Linked DNA regions of Homo sapiens: region 1 is linked to region 2. A link is an interaction called in ENCODE POLR2A ChIA-PET data of the cell type or tissue named here. Cell type or tissue: OCI-LY7. All regions are shown on one strand. Links, peaks and the distances in the headings refer to the core of each region. The heading gives the core; the rest is flanking DNA.

Region 1 (6,720 bases), core at 281-4,280, 400 kb before region 2:
AAATGTGCTACCTATGTGTTATTACCCCTGTCTTGTAGTCTAATTTGTTTTCTATCAATATAGCCACTCCAGCTTTCTTACACTTACTATTTGCATAGTATACCTTTTACTATTCTTTACTTATTTTTATCGATTTATGTCTTTATATTTAAAGGGCATCTCTTGTAGACAGCATATAGTAGGGTCTTGCTTTTGTATTTAGGCTATCGTCTGCTTTTTAATTGGTGTGTAAATTGATATGGTTGGATTTAGGTCTCCCATTTTGCTCTTCATTTTCTATTTGTGCTGTGTGCTTTTGGTTACTTTCATACTCCTTTCCTGCTTCCTTGCATTACAAAAATTTTTTTTTAGTATGTATTCCATTTTAGTTTCTTTTCTGGCTCTTTAAGTTATACTCCTTTGCATTATTTTTTTAGTGGTTGCTCTAGAGGTTACAATATAGTCTTGATATTTATTATAGTTCATTTAGAATTACTATTGTATCACTTCATGTAAAATGTAGGAAACTTTCAATGGTGTGGTTTCATTCACCCCCCACTTCTTTTTTTTTTTTTTTTTTTTTTTTTTTTTTGAGAAAAAGTCTTGCTCTGTGGCCCAGGAGGGAGTGCACTGGCACAATCTCAGCTCACTACAACCTCTGCCTCTCCAGTTCAAGTGATTCTTGTGCCTCAGCCTCCCGAGTAGCTGGGACTACAGGTGTGCGTCACCATGCCTGTCTAATTTTTTTATTTTTAGTAGAGATGGGGTGTCACCATGTTGGTCAGGCTGGTCTCGAACTCCTGACCTCAGTTGATCTGCCTGCCTCAGCCTCCCAAAATGCTGGAATTACAGGCATGAGCCACCACGCCCGGCCCACCTTCACTTCTTTGTGCTATTGCTTTCATATATATTGCATCTACATACGTTAGAAATCCCATAGTGGTTTTATACACACACACACACACACACACACACACACACACACGTTTTTGTTTTAATAATATATTTTTTGAAGTGATTAAGAGAAGAAAATAACTATATATAGAATGTGATGTTTACCCACATAGTTAACATTTCCAGAATTCCTAATCCCTTTCTCCAGTTTCCATTTGATGTCATTTATTTTTAGTTTAAAGGACTTCTTTTAGCATATCTTGCAGTACAGGTCAGCTGGAAAAAAGTCCTGTTTTTATCTATCTGAACTTTTTTTTGCCCACTTTTGTTATAAAGTCATTTTTTGGTGTAATTACTAAGTTTTTGAAGACATATTGTGAGACTCCATGAAATCTCATTTTTTAATCTACCTTTATTTCATCAGTTATAATATCTATTGATGATTCTTGCTTGAATTAATTATGCTGTGATGGCTACCAAATAACTGTTTTCTAAATTTTTCATTCCTTCTACATTTATTAGTTTATATTCTATTGGAAGGAATAGGTTTCTCATCTCCCCATTTATTTATTCAAATCAGTGCGGGAACAGTCAGCTCCTATTTTATCCAATGAGTTGTATGTAATCTGTTATTATCATTATTTCTTTTTCAATCTCAAAATGTTCCAAAATTGGCCAGTGACAGCATCTTCAATCTAACTTCCTGTGTCCTTTTTTTTTTGGAGATGGAGTCTCGCTCTGTGGCCCAGGCTGGAGTGCAGTGGTGCGATCTTGGCTCACTGCAAGCTCTGCCTCCTGGGTTCACGCCATTCTCCTGCCTCAGCCTGCCGAGTAGCTGGGACTACAGGCGCCCACCATCATGCCCAGCTAATTTTTCTGTATTTTTAGCAGAGACGGGATTTCACTGTGTTAGCCAGGGTGGTCTCGATCTCCTGACCTTGTGATCCGCCCACCTCGGCCTCCCAAAGTGCTGGGATTACAGGCGTGAGCCACTGCGCCTGGCCTACTGTGTCCTTTTAACATATTCCCCTTATACTTTGAAAATGTCTTTATTTTCTGGCACAATATAATGTTCCAGACTTATTTTGTTCTTCCATGTCTCCAGCTCTAGAATCGGGTATTTCTTAAAGGAACCCTGGTTCTTTTAGTGAAGGGTCTTATTTAGAATCCATTTCTGGACCTTCTCAGAAGATTTAGCTAGGGAATCCATAGATACACACCCACACATTTACACCTATGTTTATTTTTTATATGTTCGTGTATTTGGCAACACGATCTTGCCCTTTCACCCTGGCTGGAGTGCAGTGGCACAATCACGGCTCACTGCAGCTTTGACCTCCTGGGCTCAAGGAATCCTCCTACCTCAGCCTCCTGAGCAGCTGGGACTACTCTGCGTGCCACCACGCCCAACTAATCTTTTTGTATTTTTTGTAGAGATGGGGTTTCCCAATGTTGCCTAGGCTAGTCTCAAACTCCTGGGCACAAGCGATCCACCTGCCTCAGCCTCCCAAAGTGCTGGGATTGCAGGCATGAGCCACCATGCCTGGCCTATATTTTCTATATATTGAAAATGACAAGTTCACACTAATATGTTCTCTATGTTCTTTGATCTGCAGGTTTGTACTTTTAATCGAAAACTTTGGTCATTATGTCTTCCAATATTTTTCTGCTCCCCCCACCTGCTTTTTGTGGGACGCCAATTCGATGTTAGACCGCTTGATATTTTCTTACACATCACTGACACACCTTTCAATTTTTATTTTTAGTCTTTTCCTTTCTGTCCTTACTTTGGATAATTTTTACTGCTGTGTTTCCATGTTCAGTGGTCTTTTTTTCTGTCATGTCTGTACTGCTTTTAATCTCATCCAAGGTGTTCTTAATTTCAGATGCTGGTATTTTTCAGCTTTAGATTCTCCCCCTTAAATGTCTTTGATCTCTCTGCTTATCATGCTTATGTTTTCCTCTACTTTTTGAACGTATGAGTACTTCAATTTTATTTTAATTTTATTTTTAAGAGGGAGTTTCGCCCTTGTCGCCCAGGCTGGAGTGCAATGGCACGATGTCAGCTCACTGCAACCTCTGCCTCTAGGGTTCAAGCAATTCTCATGCCTTAGTCTCCTGAGTAGCTGGGATTTCAGCCACCCGCCACCATGCCCAGCTAATTTCTGTACTTTTAGTAGAGACGGGGTTTCGCCATGTTGGCCAGGCTGGTCTTGAACTCCTGACCTCAGGTGATCCACCTGCCTCGGCTTCCTAAAGTGCTGGGAGTAGAGTGCATTTCTTTTAAAATTTACTTACTAATTTTTTTTTTCCTTTTAGAGACAGGATCTCGCTCTGTTGCCCAGGCTAGAGTGCAGTGGCACCACCGTGGCTCACTGCAGCCTCAACCCCCCTGGGCTCAAGCAAACCGCCTGCTTCAGTCCACCAAATTGTTGGGATTACAGGCATGCACCACCACACCTGGCCTGGATTTCATTTTATTCCTTTAAGGATACCAGACTTTATTCTGGCATATACATATGGTTAAGTTACTTGTAGTCATTTGGACCCTTCCCATGTTTTCTTTTAAATACCGTTGGGGCTCATCTAGTGCAGTCTTTGCCTAGTTTAATTTCATCTCACTACTAAGGTGAAATCCTTCTGAGTACTCTACCTGTTGCCTTATGTATTATGAAGTCTCTCCACTGTGGCTAATGGGAACATGAGCTCTTCAGAAAATATTTGGCCTACTGCTTCTCTCTAGTTTTCTCCAGTCTCTGGAATTTCACCTTACAAATTTACAGATGATGTTTTCAGAGATTTAAGGGTACCCTGTGCAGATCTCAAGGCTGCCCCCTTCTCTCCCATATTCTGTTGTGTAAATCCTACCCACTTTAGTTTCTGCAAACTTTGCTCTCTCTCTAACTCAGTGAGGCTGCTGGGCTTTTTTTGATGTCCATTCTGCTATGGACTGAATGATTATGTCTCCCCCCAATTCACAGGTTGAAATTGTAATCCCCAATATGCTGTATTAGGAGATGGGGCCTTGGGAAGTGATTTGATCATGAGGGTGGAGCCCTCATGTCATGGGAGTCACGCCCTTACAAGAAGAGAGGGGAGAGAGGTTCCTTCTTCCTTCTGTTCTTAGCCATGTGAGGACACAAGGAGAAGACAGCCATTTGCAAACCAGGAAGAGTGCCCTCACCAAATATCCAATGTGCTAGCACCTAAATCTTGTACTTCCCAGCCTCCAGAACTGTGAGAAATAAATGTATGTTGTTTAAGCCATCCAGTTTATGGTATTCTTGTTGTAGCAGCCTGTACCGACCAAGACACCTCCCTGGTCTGCCTCTTGGAAACTGCCTTTAGGTAATAAGCTGGGAAAATGGTAGGGCTTGTTTTCCTTCTTTCAGGGATCAAAGTCCTGTGCTGCCTGTTATACAGTATCGGAAATGAGTGTTTCATATATTTTTGTCTGGTTTTCTAGTTGTTTATTATTGCATAATAGCAGTTAATCCTTCATGTGCAGAGGCAGAAATCCTTAAAAAAATGCTTTTTAATCCATATTTTTCTGTCCGATACCAGTTTTTCCATTTTACTTATAAGACCCTCCTGCCAACAGCCTTTAATTGGTCATTCATTTCTGCAACATATTGATAAGCACCTGCTAAGTGCCTGATGTGGTCAGACAGTGCAGGTACAAAAAATAGAAGACATAGTTGCTGCCCTTTAGGACCTTATTGTTTTGTGAGCGATTTAGACAGGTAAGTATTCACAATAATATCATATTAGTAACACTGGCCACATGTCCCAAAGAGTAGATAAACATGGAGGAGATAATTATTAATTTGGCCTGGGAATTTGGGGCAGGCTTCCTAGAGGAAGTAGAATTCAGCTGAGCTTTGAGGGATGAATAGCAGGTAGCTACATAGAGAAGGCAGGGTTGCAGAGAGTATTCTTTTTTTTTTTTTTTTTTTTTTTTGAGACGGAGTCTCGCTCTGTCGCCCAGGCTTGAGTGCAGTGGTGCAATCTCGGCTCACTGCAAGCTCTGCCTCCCGGGTTCACGCCATTCTCCTGCCTTAGCCTCCCGAGTAGCTGGGACTACAGGTGCCCGCCACCACGTCTGGCTAATTTTTTTTTTGTATTTTTAGTAGAGATGGGGTTTCACTGTGTTAGCCAGGATGGTCTCGATCTCCTGACCTCGTGATCCGCCCGCCTCAGCCTCCCAAAGTGCTGGGATTGCAGGTGTGAGCCACCGCACCCGGCCAAGGGTATTCTTAGTTTAAAAGTCTTCTATATATATTTTAAAACATATTTAAAAGATGCTGGCCAGTCACAGTGGCTCATGCTTCTAATTCCAGCACTTTGGGAGGCCGAGGTGGGAGGATTACTTGAGCCCAGAAGTTTGAGACCAGCCTGAACAACATGGTGAGACCCTGTCTGTACTACAGAAAAAAAAAAAAAAGTTTATCTAGGTGTGGTGGTGTGCACCTGTACTCCCAGCTACTTGGGAGGCTGAAGTGGGAGGATCACTTGACCCTGGGAGGTCGAGCGGTGTTCATAGCGCTGTACTCCAGCCTGGGTGGCAGAATGAGACCCTGTCTCAAATAAAATAAAATAAAATAAAAGATGCCAAAAAGAATTCTTAACCAGGTCGGGCACTGTAGTTCATGCCTGTAATGCCAGCACTTTGGGAGGCTGAGGTGGGTGGATCACTTGAGGTCAGGAGTTTGAGACCACCCTGGCCAACATGGTGAAACCCCATCTCCACTAAAGACAAAAAAATTAACCGGGCGTGGTGGCGCACAGCTGTAATCAGCTACTGGGGAGGCTGAGGTGGGACAATCGTTTGAATGCAGGAGGCAGAGGTTGCAGTGAGCTGAGATTGCGTCACTGCATCCAGCCTGGGTGACAGAGTGAGACTGTCTCAAAAAAAAAAAAAAAAATTATTAACCAAGTTTGTATTTGGAATATACTGCTTTTCTTTTCTTTTCTTTTTCTTTTTCTTTTGAGCTGGAGTCTCTGTTGCCCAGGCTGGAGTGCAATGGCGCCATCTTGGCTCACTGCAACCTCTGCCTCCTGGGTTGAAGCAGTTCTCCTGACTCAGCCTCCTGAGTAGCTGATATTACAGGTGCCTGCCACCATGCCCGGCTAATTTTTGTATTTTTTTATAGAGACAATGTTTTACCATGTTGGCCAAGCTGGTCTCAAATTCCTGACCTCAGGTGATCCATCCGCCTCGGCCTCCCAAAGTGCTGGGATTATAGGCGTGAGCCACTGTGTCCGGCCTGTAGAGGAATCTTAAAACTGTCATAGTTGGCCTGGTGCAGTGGCTGATGCCTGTGATCATAGCACTTTGGAAAGCTGAGGCAGGAGGATTGCTTGAGGCCAGGAGTTTGAGACCAGCCTGGGCAACATAGACCTCATTTCTACAAAAAATTTGAAAATTAGCTGGTCATGGTGGCATGTGCTGGTAATCCCAGCTACTTAGGAGGCTGAGATGGGAAGCTCTCTTGATTCCAGGAGTTTGAGGCTCAGTGAGCTCCAGTCATACCACGGCACTCCAGCATGGGCAACAGAGTGAGACCCTGTCTCTGAAACAACAGCAACAACACAGTCATAGGTATTTAATAACGTTTAAATATTTTTTCCATCAAAATTCAGTTTCACAGAAAGCCAGTGAAATGCAAAGTGACATTTTAAAGAATGCACTTGGATAGATAATCATTTGCTTCTACCAACTGGTGAAAATCATCAGCAAAAGTTAGTAATCATGGTTTTTTTTGTTTGTTGTTGTTGTTGTTTTTGAGATGGAGTCCAGCCCAGGCTGGAGTGCAATGGTGCAATCTCAGCTCGCTGCAACCTCTG
Region 2 (8,265 bases), core at 2,447-6,446:
AAAAATGAGAAAAAAATAATTTATATGAAACGCTCAATTGTAACAACAAAAGGCAAAAGAGAAAAAGAGTGAAAGATAAAAATAAGAACAAAGAACAAGAACAACAAATAGAAAACAATAAAAAATATAGTAGATGTTAACCAAACCGTATTAACAATCACTTTGAATGTCAGTGGTCTAAATTCACCAGTTAAAAGAAAGAGATTGTCAGACTGGATCAAAAAACAAGACCCAACTATATGTTGTATATAAGAAACCCACTTTAAATATAAAGACACATATAAACGGGTAGAGAAAGATACACCCTGACAACACTAATCAAAAGAAAGCAGAATTAGCTATGCTTATGTCAGACAGAACAGACTTCAGAGCAAGGAAAGTGGGAAGAAAGAGGGACATTACATAGTGATAAAGGGGTCAATTCTCCAAGAAGACATAACAATCCTTTACCCAGTGTATGCACCTAACAACGGAGTGTCAAAATTTGTGAAGCAAAAACTGACAGAACTGGAAGGATAAATAAATGAATCCACTATTATAACTGGAGACTTCAACATCCCTCTCTCAGGAACGGACAGATCCAGTAGGCAGAAAATCAGTAGGGCATAGTTGAACTCAACACCACCATCAATCAACTGGATGTAATTGACATCTATAGATGACTTTATTAAACAGTAGCAGGTTACATGTTCTTCTCAAAGTCATATAAAACATTTACCCACATAGACCACATTCTGGGCTATAAAATACAACTTAACAACATTTAAAAGAATGAAAATAATGTAATGTCTACTCTCAGACCACAATGAAATTAAACTAGATATTAATAACAGAAAGGTAGTTGGAAAATCCCAATATACTTGGAGATTGAACAATACAATTTTATTTGTTTATTCTTCTCAAGAGAAAATTAAAATATTTTAAACTAAATGAAAATGAAAGCCAGGCATGGTGGTGCACTCCTGTAGTGCTACTCGAGAGGCTGAGGTGGGAGGATCACTTGAGCCCAGGAGTTCGAGGTTATAGTAAGTTATGATCGCACCACTGCACTCCAGCCTGAGCATCAGAGTGATATCCTGTCTCTAAAAAAGAAAAAAAAATTATATGAAAAACACAACTTACCAAATTTGTGGGATGCAGTAAAAGCAGTGCTTACAGGGAAATTTTTGTAGCATTGAATGCGTATATTTGAAAAGAAGAAAGATCTAAAAATCAATAATCTAAGCTTCCACCTTAGGAATCTAGAAAAAGAAGAACAAATTAAGTCTAAACTAAGTAGAAGTGGCCAGTTATGGTGTCTCACACCTGTAATCCCAGCACTTTGGGAGGGTGAAGTGGGAAGATTGCTTGAGGCCAGGAGTTCAAGAACCAGGGTGGGCAACATAGTGAGACTTAGTCTCTACAAATAAATTAAAAAATTAACCAGGCATGATGGTGTATGCCTGTAGTCCAGCTACCTAGGAGGCTGAAGTGGGAGAATCACTTGAACCCAAGAGTTTGAGGTTACAGTGAGCTATGATTGCATCACTGTACTCCAGCCTAGGTGACAGACCGTGTCTGTTAAATAAATAAATGAAAAGTAGGAGAAAAGATTATAAAAATCAGAGGAGAAATCAATGAAATTAAAAATAGGAAATCAAAATCTGGTTCTTTGAAATGATTAATAAAATCAATGAACCTCTTCCCGACTTAATACTTCCTATAAAGCTACAATAATCAAGACAGTGTGGTATTGGTGAAAGACTAGAAAAACAGACCGATAGAATAGAATGGAGAGCCCCAAAGTGAACCCACATAAATATAGACAATTGACCTTTGACAAAGGAGCAAAAGCAAGACAATGGCGCAAAGATAGTCTTTCAACAAATGGTGCTGGAAACCTGACATCCACATGCAGAAAAAAATGAGTCTAGACACAGATCTTACACTCTTCACAAAAATCAACCTAAAATGGGTCACAGACCTAAGAGTAAAACATAAAACTATAAAATTCCTAGAAGATAACAGGAAAAAAATCTAGATGACCCTGGACTTGGTGATTACTTTTCAGATACAACATCAAAGGCACAATCCATGAAAGAAAGAATTGGTAAACTGGACTTTATTAAAATTAAAAAATGTTACTCTGCAAAAGACACTGTGAATTGAATGAAAAGGCAAGCCACAGACTGGAAGAAAATATTTGCAAAAGACATATTTGATAAAGGACTGTTATCCAAAATATACAAAGAACTCTTAAAACTCAACAATAAGAAGAAAAAGAACCTGGACGGGTGTGGTGGCTCATACCTGTAATCCTAGCACTTTGGGAGGCCGAAGAGGGTGAATCACTTTGGGTCAGGAGTTTGAGACCAGCCTGGCCAACATGGTGAAACCCCGTCTCTACCAAAAACTACAAAAATTATCTGGGTATGGTGGTGTGTGCTTGTAATCCCAGCTACTCGGGAGGCTGAGGCAGGAGAATGGCTTGAACCCAGAAGGCAGAGGTTGCAGTGAGCTAAGATCACACTGCTGCACTCTGGCCTGGGTGACACAGCGAGACTCTAACTCCAAAAAAAAAAAAAAAAAAAAAAAAAAAAGAAAGAAAAGAAAAGTAAAGAAAAGAAAAGAAAGAAAACAAGGAACCTGAACAAAAAATGGGCCAATGACCTTAACAGGCACCTCACCAAAGAAGATATTGGTGGTAAATAAATATATGAAAAGACGTCCCAAATCATATGTCATCAGGGAATGCAAATCACAACAGCAATGAGGTACCATTACATATTGATTAGAATGGCCAAAATCTAGAACTGACGATACTAAATTCCCTGATGAGGATGTGGAGCAGCAGAAACTCTCCTTCATTTCTGGTGGGAATTTGAAATGGTATGATGAGTTTGGAAGACAGTTTGGCAGTTTCTTACAAAACTAAACATACTCTCGTCATAAGATCCAGCAGTCATGTGCCTTGGTATTTACCCAAAGGAATTGAAAACTTATGTCCACACAAAAAGCTACACACAGATGCTTACCACAGCTTTATTTGTGATTGCCAAACATCAGAAGCAACCAAGATGTTCTTCAGTAGCTGAGTGAATAAATGGTGGCATATCCAGACAATGGGACATTATTCAGTGCCAAAGAGAGATGAGCTATCAAGTCACGAAAAGATGTGGAGGAAATTTAAGTGCATGTCTGTAAATGAAAGAAGCCAATCTGAAAAGGCTACATGCTGTGATTCCAACTAATGACATTCTGGAAAAGATAAAACTATGAAGACAGTGATCAAAGATCAGTGGTTGCCAGGGGTTAGGAGGGAGGGAGGGATGAACAGGCGAGGTGCAGAGGATTTCCAGGGCAGGTAAACTACTCTGTATGAGACAGTAATGGTGGATACATGTCATTAAACATTTTTCAAACCCACAGAGCGTACAATACCAATAAGGAACCCTAATGTAAACTGCAGACTTTGGGCCAATGTAGGTTCATGAATTGTAACATAGGTACTGCTCTGTGGGCACTGGCAATAATGGGAGAAGTTATGCATGTGTGAGGGCAGGGAGCACGGGGTGTCTCTGTATGTTCCACTCAATTTTGTTGCAAATCTAAAACTGCTCTAAAAAATAGTCTAACAAAGCAAGTTTGGAGAGGAAAATAGATTACATAAAATCATTTTCTTACCTAATTCAAGAGCAAATAGAGTTGAAAACTCACCATAGAAACTACATTTTTTAAAAAACGATTGGGTACAATGGCTTATGCCTGTAATCCCAGCACTTTTGGAGACCAAGGCGAGAGGATTGCTTGAGACCAGGAGTTCATGACCAGCTTAGGCAACATAGTGAGACTTCATTACTACAAAATTTTCTTTCTTTAATTAGCTGGGTGTGGGGGTGTGCACCTGCAGTCCCAGCTACCCAGGAGGCTGAGGTGAGAGGATTGCTTGAGCCTAGGAGTTCAAAGTTACAGTGAGCTATGATCATGCCACTGCACTCCAGCTTGGGTGACAGGGTGAGACCCAGTCTCAAAAAAAAAAAAAAAAAAAAAAACACAACAAACAAACAAAACTAAATTAATAAAAGCAAATAAGGAGAATAATAATGACCAACTTTCAGGGTGTTAGAAGATACACCCCTTGCTTCATCATATTGCTTAATGTGAACCGACTGAATTCTACTAAAAATAGACTTTAAACAAAGTTAGAAAAGAAAACAAGTATCCAACATTCTCTCACCTATAACAGGCATATTACAAATTAAACCATTCAAATAGTCTAAAAGCTAAGGGAAAGCTTAAGATTTATGATGCCTCTGTAGATACAAAACAAGCAGGTGTTATAATCCAGGCTGCAATACTGTTGTAGATGTCTGAGAACTCGGAAGATAATGACTAAGCCTGAGAAAGGGCCAGACAAAGGTAATTGTTTCCCAGTATCCTGGAAGATAAGAGAATCTTTATGGCTACTGGAGGGATGTGGACTCAGCTGCAGTCTTTCTGGCACCAGAAGAAAAGGCATGTGGTAAACTAGATATTTCGTAATAGGGCCCATGGGGCAAACGATTCTATATTAATGATATAGTGTAGGTTTCACCCACAGGATCCCAGGTGTTCTGTGCAGGTGCGCACACCTGTGGAGGAGGAAGCGGAGCAAACTTTAAACTGCACACATTAGGAAGCCTGGGACAGTTAAAGAGTTCCCAGCATCAGATATGTCCAAAAGAAAAGCAAGTAAGATTAGCAAAGATACATGCCTTTTTCCCTCAGCAAAAAGCAATGAAGGTTGAGTCTCCCTTTAAAAATAAAAAATCGGATTATGAAGCAGTAACATTCAAAATCATATTATATTGAATTAAAAACAGGTAAACTGTTTAGTGGAATAGATTTCCTAGAAGTAGATATTAACAATGGTAACAAATCAATATAAGACTAGCCAGCAATAACACATCTATAGAAAAGTGTATTTTTTAAATAAAAAATGATCAAAATTATATTCATCTGAAGAAGAATTAGCACCCGCTATGCACTGTATATAATAAACTCCAGGTGGGTCAAATTAGGCTAAAATGTTTATTGTGGATATTTTCTTTTTAGTTTTATCTAACCATCAGTTTCCCTTTCCCTGACATAGCAATCCCATTGTAATTTCCTAGTGTGAAACTTCTCCCTGAGTATATATGTAATGTGGGTGGGAAGGTCAAGTTCTTTTACCATCTCCCACTTGAAAGCTGAAGGCCATTCACCCCTCTTCTCCCTGCCCAGTGCAGACAGTAGATGGGCACTTGACCTAAGCTCAGCCAACCCAGTGGTCACTCCTGGAACTTTGATTCTTAAACTGATACAAGGACAAAAGGAAAGAGTGGTTGGTCAGTTTCATCACACAGGCTGTTCCAATTACAAAACGACTGATGTCCTTTCAGTTTCTTGGTTCTTTAGAACTCCATGGTCCTTTCCCATGTTCAAGTATGTGTTCCCTCAGTCTCATAGCAATAATTCGCTTATATTAGCCAGAGCGAGATTTTTACTACAAGTTGAGTATTCCTTAACCAAAAGGTTTGGGACTAGAAGTGATTTGGATTTCAATTTTGGCAGGATTTTAGAATATTTGCATTATATGTTTACCAATTGAGCATCCCTAATTAAAAAATCTGAAATCCGAAATGTTCCAGTGAGCATTTCCTTTGAGCATCACTCTAAAATCCAAAACTTACTGAGCACCAGTGTGACGCTCAAAGGAAATGCTCACTGCAGCATTTCAGATTTCAGATTTTTGCATTAGGGAAATTCAACGTCTCAACCTGTGTATCCAGATGGAGACGGCAATTCCAAAGAACAAACTGAAGAGGAAGAGGGTATAGGAGGTGGATGATGGTGTCACAGTTCACCTGGAAATATCTTCTCTACAAGGAAAGGTGTTTTTTTTTTTTTTTTTTTTTTTTTTTTTTTTTTTTGTTGTTGTTGTTTTTTGAGACAGGGTCTCACTCTATCACCCAGGCTGGAATGCAGTGGTGCAGTCTCGGCTCACTGCAACCTCTGCCTCCTGGGGCTGAAGCGATCCTCCCACCTCAGGCTCCTGAATAGCTGGGACCACAGGGGTGCACAACCACACCTGGCTATTTTTTTTATTTTTTATTTTTTTGTGGAGACAAGGTTTTGCCATGTTCCCCAGGCTGGTCTTAAACTGAGCTCAAGCAGTCCGCCAGCCTTGGACTCCCAAAGTGCTGGGATTACAGGTGTGAGCCACTGTACTTGGCCAGGAAAGCATCCTGACAATGATCTGATGGTTTACATTTCTTCTGCTTGCTTCTCCCTGTGGGAGGCATATACCTCTCTATCTTTTTGCTTATTTTATTTTACATTTTTGAGACAGGGTCTCAGTCTGTTGCCCAGGCTGGAGTGCAATGGTGTGACCATGGCTCACTGCAGCCTCGCCCTCCTAGGCTCAAGCACTCCTCCCACCTCAGCCTCCCAAGTAGCTGAAACTACAGGTGCACACCTCCTCGTGTGGCTAATTTTTAATTTCTTTTTTTTTTTATAGAGATGGGTTCTCACTGTGTTGCCCAGGCTGATCTCAAACTCCTGGGCTCAAGCAATCCTCCTGCCTCGGCCCCCCAAAGTGCTGGGATTACAGGAGCCAGCCAGTGTGCCTAGCTCCTACCCCTTTAATGTTGGGTTGGCCACAACTTGATTGGCCAATAGAATGCCAGTGGATGTGATGGCTACCCTGTCTGAGCAGCCTTAGGAATGATTAGTCAATTTTGCTTCCAAAACATATTCTGTACTTTATCCACTCCATTGCATCCTACCAACATTAGCCAAATCTGAGATAATCTCTGTCAACTACTTCAATAACCTTCTAACTGTCTCCTGGCTTTAGTTGTGTACCTCTGAGAACCATCCTTCACACAACTGTCACACAACAATGTCAAATTAACCTTGTAAGGCCACAGATGAAAGCCTTCAATGGCTCCCTCTTTCCCACATGGCACTGGAAAGCTGTCATGACTTGTCTTCTACCTACCCCTTAAGCCTCATCCTTTGGCCTTCCCTGCTTCCCACTTTATGTTCAGCAACACTAAACACCCTGGACACTCCTCCATTCCTTTGTCCATTCTGTTCCTTTGTCCAGACTGCCCTCCTCTCTCTCCTAATTTTTGTCCAAATAACTTCTGTTTGACTCTCAAGATTCAGCTCAATATCAGTGCTCCCAGAAAGTCTTCCCTAGTACTTCCTGGGCATGTATTTGCCCTGTGCTTTCTTGGTACCAGCACACACCCCGGCACTTCCCCACCTTAAATTTAAATGATATATTCTGTCTTTTTCTCTTCCAATAGATTTGCCGTCTCCTGGAGGGCAGGGACTATATCTTATTTAGCTTTTGGTCCCCAGACTCTAGCCTGATGTCTGGCACACAGTAGGTGTTCAATACACATTAGTGGAGCTGAAATCGAACAAATTAAACATTAATATAAGCAAATTCTGAAAGCCTTCTGCCTCTATTCTTACAAAAGCTGGTGGCATTATAAATGGGTTCTTCTGGAAAGCAATATAGCACTATATAACAAAAACGATGAAGATGGTCATTCTCCTTGACTTGGTATTTTCCCGTTTGTGAATACTCCTCAAAGAAATAATCCAAAGGAAAAAAAATGTACACAGATGTCCTGGCAACTCTAGTTATAACAGTGAAAAACCTGGAAGCAATCCAAGTGTCTAACAGGGAAATGACTAAGCAAACAATGGGATTATTACATAGCTATTAAAAAATGACAGAGGTGAGGACTATGTCAACATAGACAAGTGTGTATCTATCTGCAGGAACGTTAAGTAGAAAAAAGAACACAGGCTAGTGTTTAAACACTAGTGATTAAGGATGTGTGTGTACATTAACAAAGATTGGAGGCTAATTTGGAGGAATGAAAATGGCTGGAGTGCAGTACTTGTTGAGTCTTTATTTTCCTGTGCAGTTCCATGAATTTTTGACAATAATACTTGAGATTCCATGCAATATAGATATCCTAGAGGTCTTCTGCAGAATAAGTATTCTAAGTTATACCAAGCTGTATAGTCCAAGAGAAAATTTTATGTTAAATTCTTATAAAATTGTTATAAAATAATGATATTTCTTTAAGTGAACAAAGCATTTTTCTTTAGTTAAATTCAACAAGCAACTATGAGAGCTTGACTATGTTCTAGAGCACTTACATTCTGGGGAAATTCAAAGAAATCATGGGCAAAAATCCTCAGGTGAATATGTGTTATTATTTTAATTTGCTTTTTTTTTTT

Evidence for each region. ChIA-PET counts read pairs that join two places held together with the same protein. Peaks named below come from ENCODE experiments on the same cell type or tissue, not always from the same donor. Only the 100,000 strongest peaks of a DNase experiment are listed, where the experiment ranks them.
Region 1: POLR2A ChIA-PET joins it to region 2 with 5 read pairs; 5 of 35 experiments call an interaction of 5 or more read pairs at or near these places.

Annotation. Positions count from the first base shown.
Region 1 is chr12:12,369,172-12,375,891 of GRCh38, forward strand. The region is part of intron 2 of BORCS5 (BLOC-1 related complex subunit 5); the gene reads left to right. Among named protein-coding and RNA genes, the nearest start is that of BORCS5, 15 kb to the left of the region's middle. In OCI-LY7, for the core only: no CTCF peak of the experiment used is centred there; no DNase peak of the experiment used is centred there.
Region 2 is chr12:12,771,996-12,780,260 of GRCh38, forward strand. It overlaps a transcript of APOLD1 not described here. Among named protein-coding and RNA genes, the nearest start is that of APOLD1, 9.5 kb to the right of the region's middle. In OCI-LY7, for the core only: no CTCF peak of the experiment used is centred there; a DNase peak (open chromatin) is centred at 4,566.